Linked DNA regions of Mus musculus: region 2 is linked to region 1. Evidence: chromatin contacts called from ENCODE POLR2A ChIA-PET data. All regions are on one chromosome and are shown on one strand. The core of a region is the stretch at or near the end of the contact, and the rest is flanking DNA. Distances in the headings are between cores, read along the strand shown.

Region 1 (5,075 bases), core at 824-3,323:
GGCAGAGGCAGTCGGATTTCTGAGTTTGAGGCCAGCCTGGTCTACAGAGTGAGTGCCAGGACAGCCAAGGCTACACAGAGAAACCCTGTCTCGAAAAACCAAAAAAAAAAAGAAAAAAGAAGGGTCTTTCCCGGGGGAGTGTATCAAGGTAGGGGTCAGATCAGATTTAGGGCCTAGTAGTTAGAAGGCAGACTCACCTGTGCAGGACAGATGGCCTCACAGAGTTTGCAGGCAATGCAACGCTCCTCTCCAGATGGGTAGCGGCGCAGTGCATGCTCCCCACGGAAGCGCGGACTCAGTGGGCCCTTCTCAAAGGGGTAGTTGATGGTGGCAGGCTCTCGAAAGAGGTAACTTAGGGTCATGCCCAGTCCTGGGAGTAGTACAGAGCTGGTAAGAGGATGCTCTCCTCTCCGGCCGTCCACGCCTGACTCTCCCCTCTCCCCTCTTCACTGGTACCCACCTCGGATGAGTTCTGTCCACATCAGAATCCGAGCTGCATTGTCAGTTGCGGACTTCATGTCCACCTCAGACTCCTGTTCCTTCTTATTCACATACTCTGCAGGAGGTCAGGGAGGGAGGTTAATGGAAGCTGGCTTTGGAAGCGCACCCAGGCAAAGCTTTTCAAGTTCAGGGAGTGAGGGACCTAGGTCCTCCTAGTGGGTCCTGATAACCTAGCAGCTCTTTCCTGTCACATGCCTCCCGCCTTTGATGGTACTACAGTGACTGAGTCACAGTCTCTCTTGATCGCTACCTTCATTTTCAGAGTGGAAACTAGAGCTCACAGAGGGTCCCTAGCAAAGCAATTTCCCGGGCCTTGGGTGTGACGACGGTCAGAAAAGCTCAAGTCAGAATATTGGCTACTCACTGTACGTTGCCGCCACTGCGCTGCTATGAAGGCTTTGTCCATTAAGATGTCCTGCAAGGAGAGAGGTGATTTCACACCAGGAAGCTCTGCTCCCCCACCCCCAGGAAAGGCCTCTAGCCCTACCTGTGCGCATGGCCTGGGCCAAGGCCCGTGGCAGCATTGATGAGCTCAGGCGATACATCTGGAACATGGAGAAGGGAAGAGAAGGGTCTAAAACTGCCCTCCTCTGAACCTCTACCTTACGCCCCATTCACTCACAATCCCACTCAAGACCAGCACCCCTAACCCTCAATCTGACCTCACTCTGCTGACTCACAGTTCCTGGGCACCCCAAGTTCCTTCTATTTCTGCAGTTCCTAAGCAACCTATTTAATCCATTTCCCCATGTCCACTCCTCATCCTCCGCTCACACCAAGGCTCCCTGACCACCACCAGTGTATTCAGGAGCCTGGATGGTTCTTCTGGTGGGTCCTCCTAGTGGGTCCTGATAACTCTGAGCCAGGCTTCATGTCAAATGTCATAGACCCTGTCATCCTGTCATGTTAAGTGATTGCTCCCAAATTACCCAATGTCATTGGAACCAGGACAGGAATCCAGGAGATACCTGCAGAAAACCCTTAAAGATTTAAATAATTACCAGGGTCAAGTTCCTCTCCTCAACCCAAGGGGCTCCTGGAACTCTCCCCAACCTGCAGAGTGACCTTGGGCAAATGATGTCCCCTGGCCTCAGTTTCTGGATTACAATGTAGGAAGAGGGGTCCCGAAAATTAGGGATGTATGCAAACAAGGGGATTTTGACCAAGAGTCTGGCAGATCACCAACGCTCTAGCGCCCTCTTGTGACCTTTGACCTGTAGGGGTCGGCCAATTCTTGACCCCAAGCAATCCTGGATCCAACCTACCACTTTCTCTCAGACCTTCCCCTTGACCTCTGACCCTATGAACGCAGAAGGCAGCCGGCGAGGCAGCGCATGCGCCTGAGGGTGCAGGCTTTCCGGTCCGCAGCTCGGGAAGGACGCACAAGCCGCGGGTCCCGAGCCGAAGCGCTAGATCCCAGACTTCATAAGGTCAGCGGTGACACCCCGTTCAACCCTGTCGTTGCGTCACCCAGACCCTGTCTTCGCCGCCTTGCCCTGGCCACCCACCTTGAAGTGCTGCGGCTCCTTCCCTGGCCCAGATGCGGTTCAACCGGAAGGCGGAGCCTAAGCTCAGGATGCTGCCATTGGGCGAGCTTCTCACGCCTTTTTCCATAGTGCCCTTTCCTTCTTTGGTCTGATTGGCCTAGGGTCCTGTAGGAGGCGGGCCCAGGACTATATTTTTCTCTAATTGGCTGATGGGAGCAGATGCTTGAAGTTTTGTAGGGAGCTGCCATGTTGTATCAGAGAGGTTAATGCGCCTGACTTCCGAGATCCTGAAGGCGGGACTTCCTGACCTCGGTTTGGGACGCTGCTACAGTCCGGGGAGGCGGGAGGGGTAGGGCTCATTTGAATACTGCAAAGATGGCGACAGCGTACAAGCGCTTTAACCACTGGTCCTTGTAACGGCCGCGGGTAGCAGGACTTTTGTCAAGTCTGCCCCTAGGACTAGAGAACCATGAGGCAATCTGCATGCCTTGTATGGAGTGATCAGAAATGCTTCCTTCAGGAAGTAGTGTCTAAGCTGGCGGTGTAGAATCTGGAAGGCCAGGAAGGACATGTTGACTTAGTCAAAAACCAGGCCATGTGTAGAGACAGGATGTCAAAAATTTTGAGTTTTAGCAGGTGAGTGGCTGGAAGCGCCATCCCTTGGAGCATGGAGCTCAGACTGGTGGAATGTTTTACGGCTGAGTAAACTTGTGAGGTGAGGGGTGAGTTGTAGCTGGGGAAAGGTCTTGGACTTATCACGGAGGCAGCACCTCCACTCCAAAAAAGACAAGACACCTGTAGCTTGGAGTCAGCCCTCCTAGTTTAATACTTCCACGACGATAGGCTGTTTTGTTAAGGCTGTTTTATTTCCATTGTGCAGATAGAAAACTGAGAGTGAGAAGACCCAGACAGGCCTGGTCACAGAGTATGACCTGTGCCGATTATCACTGCTCCCTTGCAACACTATCCACGAGAGGGTGGGTAGTTCAGAAGTGCTCTGTTTTCTCGAAGATTCTATGGTCACTGCATCCCTTCCTGCCTTCCTACCCTCAGCCTATCTTATTCAAAGGTCCAAAAAGGGGAGCCCCAGGAGGCAGAGGGCTCCACCAAGAAGGGCTGAGCAGACTGCTCTGTGGCCTTGGCCCTGGCAGGCCACTTCTCTGAAGCTGTGCCCCAGGCAGGCTCCTGTACCCCAAAACCCCTGCTTACAGCAGGGTGCAGCTGCAGCACCTCTCCTCCATGGCCACCAACAACACCCTGAGGTTGCGACTGGAGTAGGGTGGGTAGCGCAAGTCATTGATTTTCTCCATTCCCGGGCTGCGCAGCAGACAGGCACGCTGGTTGGAGAAGGTGTCAAAGGAGAACTTGCCGTGGTACCTGCCCATCCCGCTGGTTCCTGTGGGCAGCACAGAACATGGGTCTTTAGGTCTTTAAGGGCCAACTGAGGGGACATCACATAGACTTGGCTTTGACAGGTAGGCTATCTTAGCCTGTTTCTCTGTGTGTTCAGTGGACTAATCACAAGGCGTTATGGATGAGTACTGAACTTGCCCCAGCCACTTTACCAGGTGCCCTTAGGGACAGGCAAACTGAGGTCATGGGTATGAATTCTGGAGCTAGGCTTCCCAACGTTGAATCCCAGCCCCATACTGAACACTCTAGGCAAGTGACTGCCTCAGGCTCTCTGTGAGAGTGGCATCTTTTTTCTAGGTTTGTGGCAGACATCTTCAAATCTGTGTAGCTCTTACTGTCTAGGAAGGAACAAGGACTCAACCCAGAATGTCCAGGGGACATGGCCTGGGTGGAGTTGGTAGTAATGAAGCTGGCTTGTTAAAGTGAGGGACGCCAGAGGATCATGGAGTCAGCCAGATAGTGTGTAAGTGGGGAAGGTGGGGGGAACATGTAAGGGTTCAAGTTCAGTAGCCATCACAAGAGACTAAGGGGGAACAAGAGCAGGACTTCTAGGCCAGACCAGGACTAGCCGGACAATGCTGTCATTTGCTCTGATATTGAGTCTGACCGGGTGGAAGGACCAGGGCACTTTCAGTGAGGAAGTCGACCTAAAGGAGAAGTAGCTGTCCCGGTCACATGCCTGTGGGCTTGCTGGAATATAGCTGTGAGGTTTGAAGTTGGGGGCGGGGGGTGGCAGGGGGGTGGAATGGGGCATCTCCACATGCCTGGCCTCCTGGAAACAGAGACACCCAGAGCTGGGTGTGCAGGGACTTGGGAAGGCTAAAGGAGGCATCATTTGGCCCTGCCATGGAGTTGAAGGCCAGAACTATGTGGGGATGGGTGGCCAAAGTCTGGGGGAGAGACAAAGAACTCAGTGGCTGGAGGCAACTGGTGTGTTTTTATAAACCCACCAACGTGATCTCTCTGTAGCTTCTCACCCACATGTTTAGTGCAAGCATATCTGCAAAGTTCCACCACAGACTGTAGGGAGGTGGGAGAGAGGCAGGCTAGTTGGACAGTCAGTGGGGAGGGGCTTATGCTGCACTGGGCACTGAGAAGGGGGCACATCTTCTGCAGTTAATGTGGTCAGGTAGCAGGATGGGGATGCAGGTAGGGGGTCAGCCCAGGAGGGCAGAGCTCTGCTGCTACCTACCCACTCCTCCAAAAGGAAGGCTGGACAGGGTCATGTGCATGAAGCCATCATTCCCACAGAATCCCCCGCTGCTGGTCCGGGCCAACACCTGTTTGATAACCTGGGAGAGAAAAGATGCAAAGCACTCCTGGACGGACCTTGTTTCAGTGAGGGCCAAGGGGGCCCTAATGGGGCAGACTCACAAACTCCACCCTGGGGCATATTCTCTATGGATCCACCTGTATGTGTCCCTGACAGGGTGTTGAGGGGACCTGGCACATCTACTCAGACGGGCAGAGTAGGGACACAGTGAGATGTCAAGTCATGGAGGTTTCCCAGGGAGGGAGAAGGGGAGGGGGATAACTACTGAATTTTAGTATAAATGAGACAGCTATTCCAGAGAGAAGGGGAAGAGAAATAAAGGGAGCTGGGGGGGGGGGGTGAGTTTGGGTCCCTAAGGTCAGGTGGGCATAGCAGCCTGAGCTTAGCCTTGCCTGAATTTC
Region 2 (5,075 bases), core at 1,435-3,934, 80 kb before region 1:
TGTTGTTATTGTTGCTTTGAGATTGGGTTTCACTACGAAGCCTTGGCTGGTCTGGAACTTTCTATGTGGAGCAGGCTAACCTTGAACTTACAGAGATCTCGCTGCCTCTGCCTCTGCCTCTTCTGCCTCCTCTACCTCTGCCTCTTCTGCCTCTGCCTCTGCCTCTGCTTCTGCCTCTGCCTCTGCCTCTGCCTCTGCCTCTGCCTCTGCCTCTGCTGTGATGAGATTAAAGTTGGGCACCTCCATGCCAGGCTTCCTTGAGAAGTTCACTTCCTGAGATTATAGGGCTTTGCTGAAGGATGCAAAACTCCACCTCCCTCGGGAAGAAACTGTCTTCAGGAACTTCTCTCCCAGAAGGGGGTTCTATCTCTAAAGAAACTGCTATACAACATCTGGTGGTCCCATGTCTCCACTTTCTGAGTGGAATTACAGAAGAGACACCACATTCACCTGGCATTATATGCATGTTGGGTTCCTCGATTGGCAAGCGTTTTAAACAAAAAGCCAACTCCCCTTGTTTCATTCTTGGATAGGAGGTCAAGAACGTAGAGTCACCAGGTGGTGGTTGCACTTGCTTTATTCCCAGCACTCAGGAGGCAAAGGCAAGAGGATCTCTGTGTTCAAGGCCAGCCAGGTCTACAGAGAGAGCTCCAAGACAGCCAGAGATACACAGAGAAACCCTGTCTTGAAAAAAAGAAAGAGGGCTGGCGAGATGGCTAAGCAGGTAAGAGCACTGACTGCTCTTCTGAAGGTCCTGAGTTCAAATCCCAGCAACCACATGGTGGCTCACAACCACTAGTAATGAGATCTGACGCCCTCTTCTGGTGTGTCTGAAGATGACTACAGTGTACTTACATATAATAATAAATAATTATTTGGGCCAGAGTGAGTGGGGCTGACGGAGCAAGCAGGGTTGACTGGAGAGAGCAGAGGTCCTAAGTTCAATTCCCAACAACCACATGAAGGCTCATAACCATCTGTACAGCTACTCATATACATTTAATAAATAAATAAATAAATAAATCTTTTTTTTTAAATGGAAAGAAAAAAAGAAAGAAAAATAAAAAGAACCTAGGGTCATCCTGTCCAGACCCCGACCACCCATAATAAAGGTGAAACTGGGAGAAGTGTAAGGTAGGGAAAGAAGGCAAGGGTCTGTGAGGTAACATTCTTGATACCAGGGATTCAATAAAAAGGTGACAGAGACACATGGGAATGAGCTATTTTGTAAGTGAATTTCAAAATAAAAACAACTTTTTTTTTTTTTTAAGATTTATTTATTTATTATATGTAAGTACACTGTAGCTGTCCTCAGACACTCCAGAAGAGGGCGTCAGATCTTGTTACAGATGGTTGTGAGCCACCATGTGGTTGCTGGGATTTGAACTCTGGACCTTTGGAAGAGCAGTCGGGTGCTCTTACCCACTGAGCCATCTCACCAGCCCATAAAAACAACTTTTAAGAAACACTCATTGTTTTCTACTTGTCTTGCACGGGCTCAATGGGGCCACGGGCAGCTTGTCCAAAGGTCAGCGAACAGATAAAGCAGGGTGAGTGACCCAGCCGTCAATCAAATACAACTGAGAAAGAAGCCTGAAAAGTGGGGGAGCCACACTGGGTGCCCTTGGCATCTCCTGGGAGGGTACGGCTGCTGCGGCCCTTAGAGGTGGGACTCTTCTTTATCTGCTAACCCCTGGAACACCAGCTGCCCAGGGCAGGGATGCAGGGGATGTGTGCAAAGTCCTGGAGATAAGGATAGACAGGCTATCTAGGAGAGAAAGTCAGCAGGCAGAGCCCAGCTCGGGGCCCTCAGGAGACTGTGAAGGGAAAGGCGAGGACCAGAGTTCAAGTCCCAGCACCAACATGGGCATCATCAACCACCTATTACTTCAGCTCCAGCAGATCCAATGCTCTCCCTTGGCCTTTCAGTCACTGCACGCATGTAGTGTGCATACATACTTACATGCAGGCAAAACATCCATTCACATAAAATAAAAACAAAGAAAACTTTAATGAATAAGTAAACAATATTTAAAAATACACTTGGGGGGGCTGTTGAGATGGCTCAGTGGGTAAGAGCACCCGACTGCTCTTCTGAAGGTCCGAAGTTCAACCATCCGTAATGAGATCTGATGTCCTCTTCTGGTGCGTCTGAAGACAGCTACAGTGTACTTATGTATAATAAATAAATAAATAAATAAATAAATAAATAAATAAGGGCTGGTGAGATGGCTCAGTGGGTAAGAGCACCCGACTGCTCTTCCGAAGGTCAGGAGTTCAAATCCCAGCAACCACATGGTGGCTCACAACCATCCGATCACGAGATCTGACTCCCTCTTCTGGAGTGTCTGAAGACAACTACATAGTGTACTTACATATAATAAATAAATAAATCTTTAAAAAATAAATAAATAAATAAATAAATAAATAAATAAATAAATAAAATACACTTGGTCTTAGCCAAAAGGCCAAGAAGTGATAATATTTAGAAAATAAATAAGCCCAGTACACCAAACAAAGAAAAAAAAAAGAGTGTACACAGCAGAAAGATGTGTGGCTTTTTGTGGCCAGATAAGCTGGGAGGTCACAGAGCCTCCTGTGACCTAATTCCTAAATCTATTCTCTGGTTTCACACAATCTGTCCCAGCCCCAGCCCCAGGGCCACCAGCCATGGGAGCCTGGTCCTGCCCCTGCCTGACCCAGGGAGGAAGTGACTCAGGAGGCCTCTTTAGAGCTGAATGCAGAAGCCCGTCCAGCCCATAGATTCTATCTGCCCACAGTCATTAGAGTGCTGAGGCTGAGTGGGCCAGGCAGGTGGCTTGGATCCAGGCGGTCCTTTCCCCTTCCTATCTGGCAGCCTGAGCCACCCACTCTATGCCAGCGTGGCAGACAGTGCCAGGCAAGTGGCCAGGTCAGCAGGAGGAAGCCGCTGTTGACATGTGACAGCTATGTTTGCTTACCTGGGGCCACCCACCAGAAGAGTTAATATTCAACTCCCTCTAGACCCTGGAGCTGCAGCTGGGTCTAAGTGTGGTAACAGAGACCTGAGTCAGTTCTTGCCTTATAGAACATGTGCCTCAAAGCCCACACAAGTCTCTCGTGGGTTCCTCATCTCTGTTTCTAGAAGAAACCTGACCAGTGTCACTCAGACCACAGGGTCTACTTCACAGGCCTTGGGAAGACCTGAGGTCCAAGGAGCTATGAGGGGCCCTGGTGGGTTGGGGTCTGAAGTGGTGCAGGTGCAGGTAGGTGTAGCTCACAGCGCTGAGGTGTGATCAAAACCCGCTTCTTACCTGCTTTTCTCTGACTTGGACCCTCTCACAGTATCATTTCTGAGCCATCCCCGCTCCCACACTTCATGTCTCTCAAATGCACTCACCTCCTTCCACTCAGTTGTGATATCACAAGATACCCAGAGTCCTTTGGACCTGGCTAGGACTTGGCCCTGGGAAGCCTATGTGGGTTGGTATACATACGTTCAGGTACCTTCACTAGAGATAGAAACCTCCAGCCAGCCCAGCTACCCCAGTGTCTCAGCATCATATCCTGGCAGGGCTCAGAAAGACCTGAAGTTAAAGTCTTAGAGCTACACAGTTAAGAGCCCTGCACTTGTCATTGTCCCTCTGTCCTAGGGAGGCAGTCGCCCAGAAAGCCATACTGAGGAAAGGACTGTACCCAGGACCCGTTCTAAACCACTGAATCCCAGAAGAGGAGAGGCTGAAAGGAGAGACCAGCAGTTTGCTCCGTGTTGGGCCCTGGGTATAATAACCGTCTTGATTCACCCTGCCACTGTCACAGCCCTGGGGCCTGAGAAAGCGCTGCCGGAGGATGTGGGATGCAGTGTCCTCTGCTGGGCCACCTCTCAACACAAAGATGCCCTGCTCCTGGGAATTTCACAGCCTCCAACCCAGCATCATCCAAACGCAAGCAGCCTTCTGGGCCTGCCTCTGTTTACAGCCAAGAAACACAGACAGGGAAGCTAAGCTGAGCTAAGGGAGGGCGTGCAGCAAGCAGGGGCTGAGCTGCAGCAAGCAGGGGCTGAGCTGGTTGAGAACCTGCTCTCTATCCTCACTCCGAATCCTTTCCCTGAAGTGGGAAGCAGGGAGTAGGGTTCTGCATTGGCAAAGCCGAAACCAGTGTGGCAAGCACCCGGTCAAGGCCCTCCGGTCCTCAGTCACTAGGTCAGGTAACTAGGAGGCAAGAGAGGTGCAGGATGTGATTGCCACATGACTTCTGAACACCTCTATGTCTGCGGGACTGGCTGACTTTGGACTTGGTCTGAGGAACTACAAAGGTCTGTCATCCCTCACACACCCTGCTTCTGACGATAAAGCCACAATGGCCCAAGGCTGTCAGCAGGTGTATGTAGATACTTCTGGGCATGTTTCTGTGTGGATCTGAACATACCTGATGACACCTGGTATCTTCTTCTGTCACTCTCTACCTTTTTAGATTTTTCTAAGATTTATTTATTTTTCTATTTTATGTGTATGGGCATTTTATCTACATGTGTATCTGTGCACCATGTGTGTATAGTGCCAGGAAGTCAGAGAGGATGTAAGTGCTCTCGGGATTAGAGTAATATGGGGTTGTGAGCCTCCATGTGGGTGCTGGGAACCAAACTCAGGTCCTCTGCAAGAACAAGTGCTCTCAACCACTGGTCCGTTTCTCCAGTCCCCCCACCTTACATTTTGAGTCATGATCTCTCACTGCACCTGGAGTTCCTGCTTTTGGCTGAGCCAGATGTCCAGTGAGCTTCAGGGATCAACCTATCTCTACAATCTCCCACCCCCAGTGGGTATTACAAGCATGCATCGTACCATGACACAACCAGCTTTTTATGGGGTTCTAGAGATCTAAACTCAAGTCCTTGTACTTGTTTGATAGCCACATTATCTACTGAGCCATCGGCCCAGGCTCCTGCCTATAAAATGTATTATCTTACTCCATATCAGTGCTGTGGGCTGAGTCTAAGCCCTGTTACACTATGGGGCCACATCCAGTCCTTGGCTGTTGGTCTTGCTTTGGGACATCCCAGGGGCTTCAGATGTGAAACAGGTGTTTTTGCTTCTAGG

Evidence for each region. ChIA-PET counts read pairs that join two places held with the same protein, here RNA polymerase II (POLR2A).
Region 2: POLR2A ChIA-PET joins it to region 1 with 10 read pairs in Patski. The contact joins the enhancer-like site here to the promoter of Ndufs8 in region 1. POLR2A ChIA-PET finds 5 or more read pairs at or near these places in 3 of 5 experiments (Patski and embryonic stem cell).

The regions. Positions count from the first base shown.
Region 1 is chr19:3,910,701-3,915,775 of GRCm38, forward strand. It overlaps Ndufs8 (NADH:ubiquinone oxidoreductase core subunit S8), which reads right to left and starts at 2,074. Exons shown (of 7, transcript NM_001271443.1): 1 at 2,010-2,074; 2 at 989-1,046; 3 at 866-916; 4 at 461-556; 5 at 198-370. The coding sequence starts at 1,046. It overlaps Aldh3b1 (aldehyde dehydrogenase 3 family, member B1), which reads right to left. Exons shown (of 10, transcript NM_026316.3): 9 at 4,594-4,693; 10 at 2,791-3,384. The coding sequence ends at 3,194.
Region 2 is chr19:3,830,312-3,835,386 of GRCm38, forward strand. No RefSeq gene overlaps it. Among named protein-coding and RNA genes, the nearest start is that of Gm51271, 18 kb to the right of the region's middle. Within about 2 kb of position 2,685, at least 1 of the 3 ENCODE cell types and tissues checked has a DNase peak (open chromatin) inside an H3K27ac peak, as active enhancers do.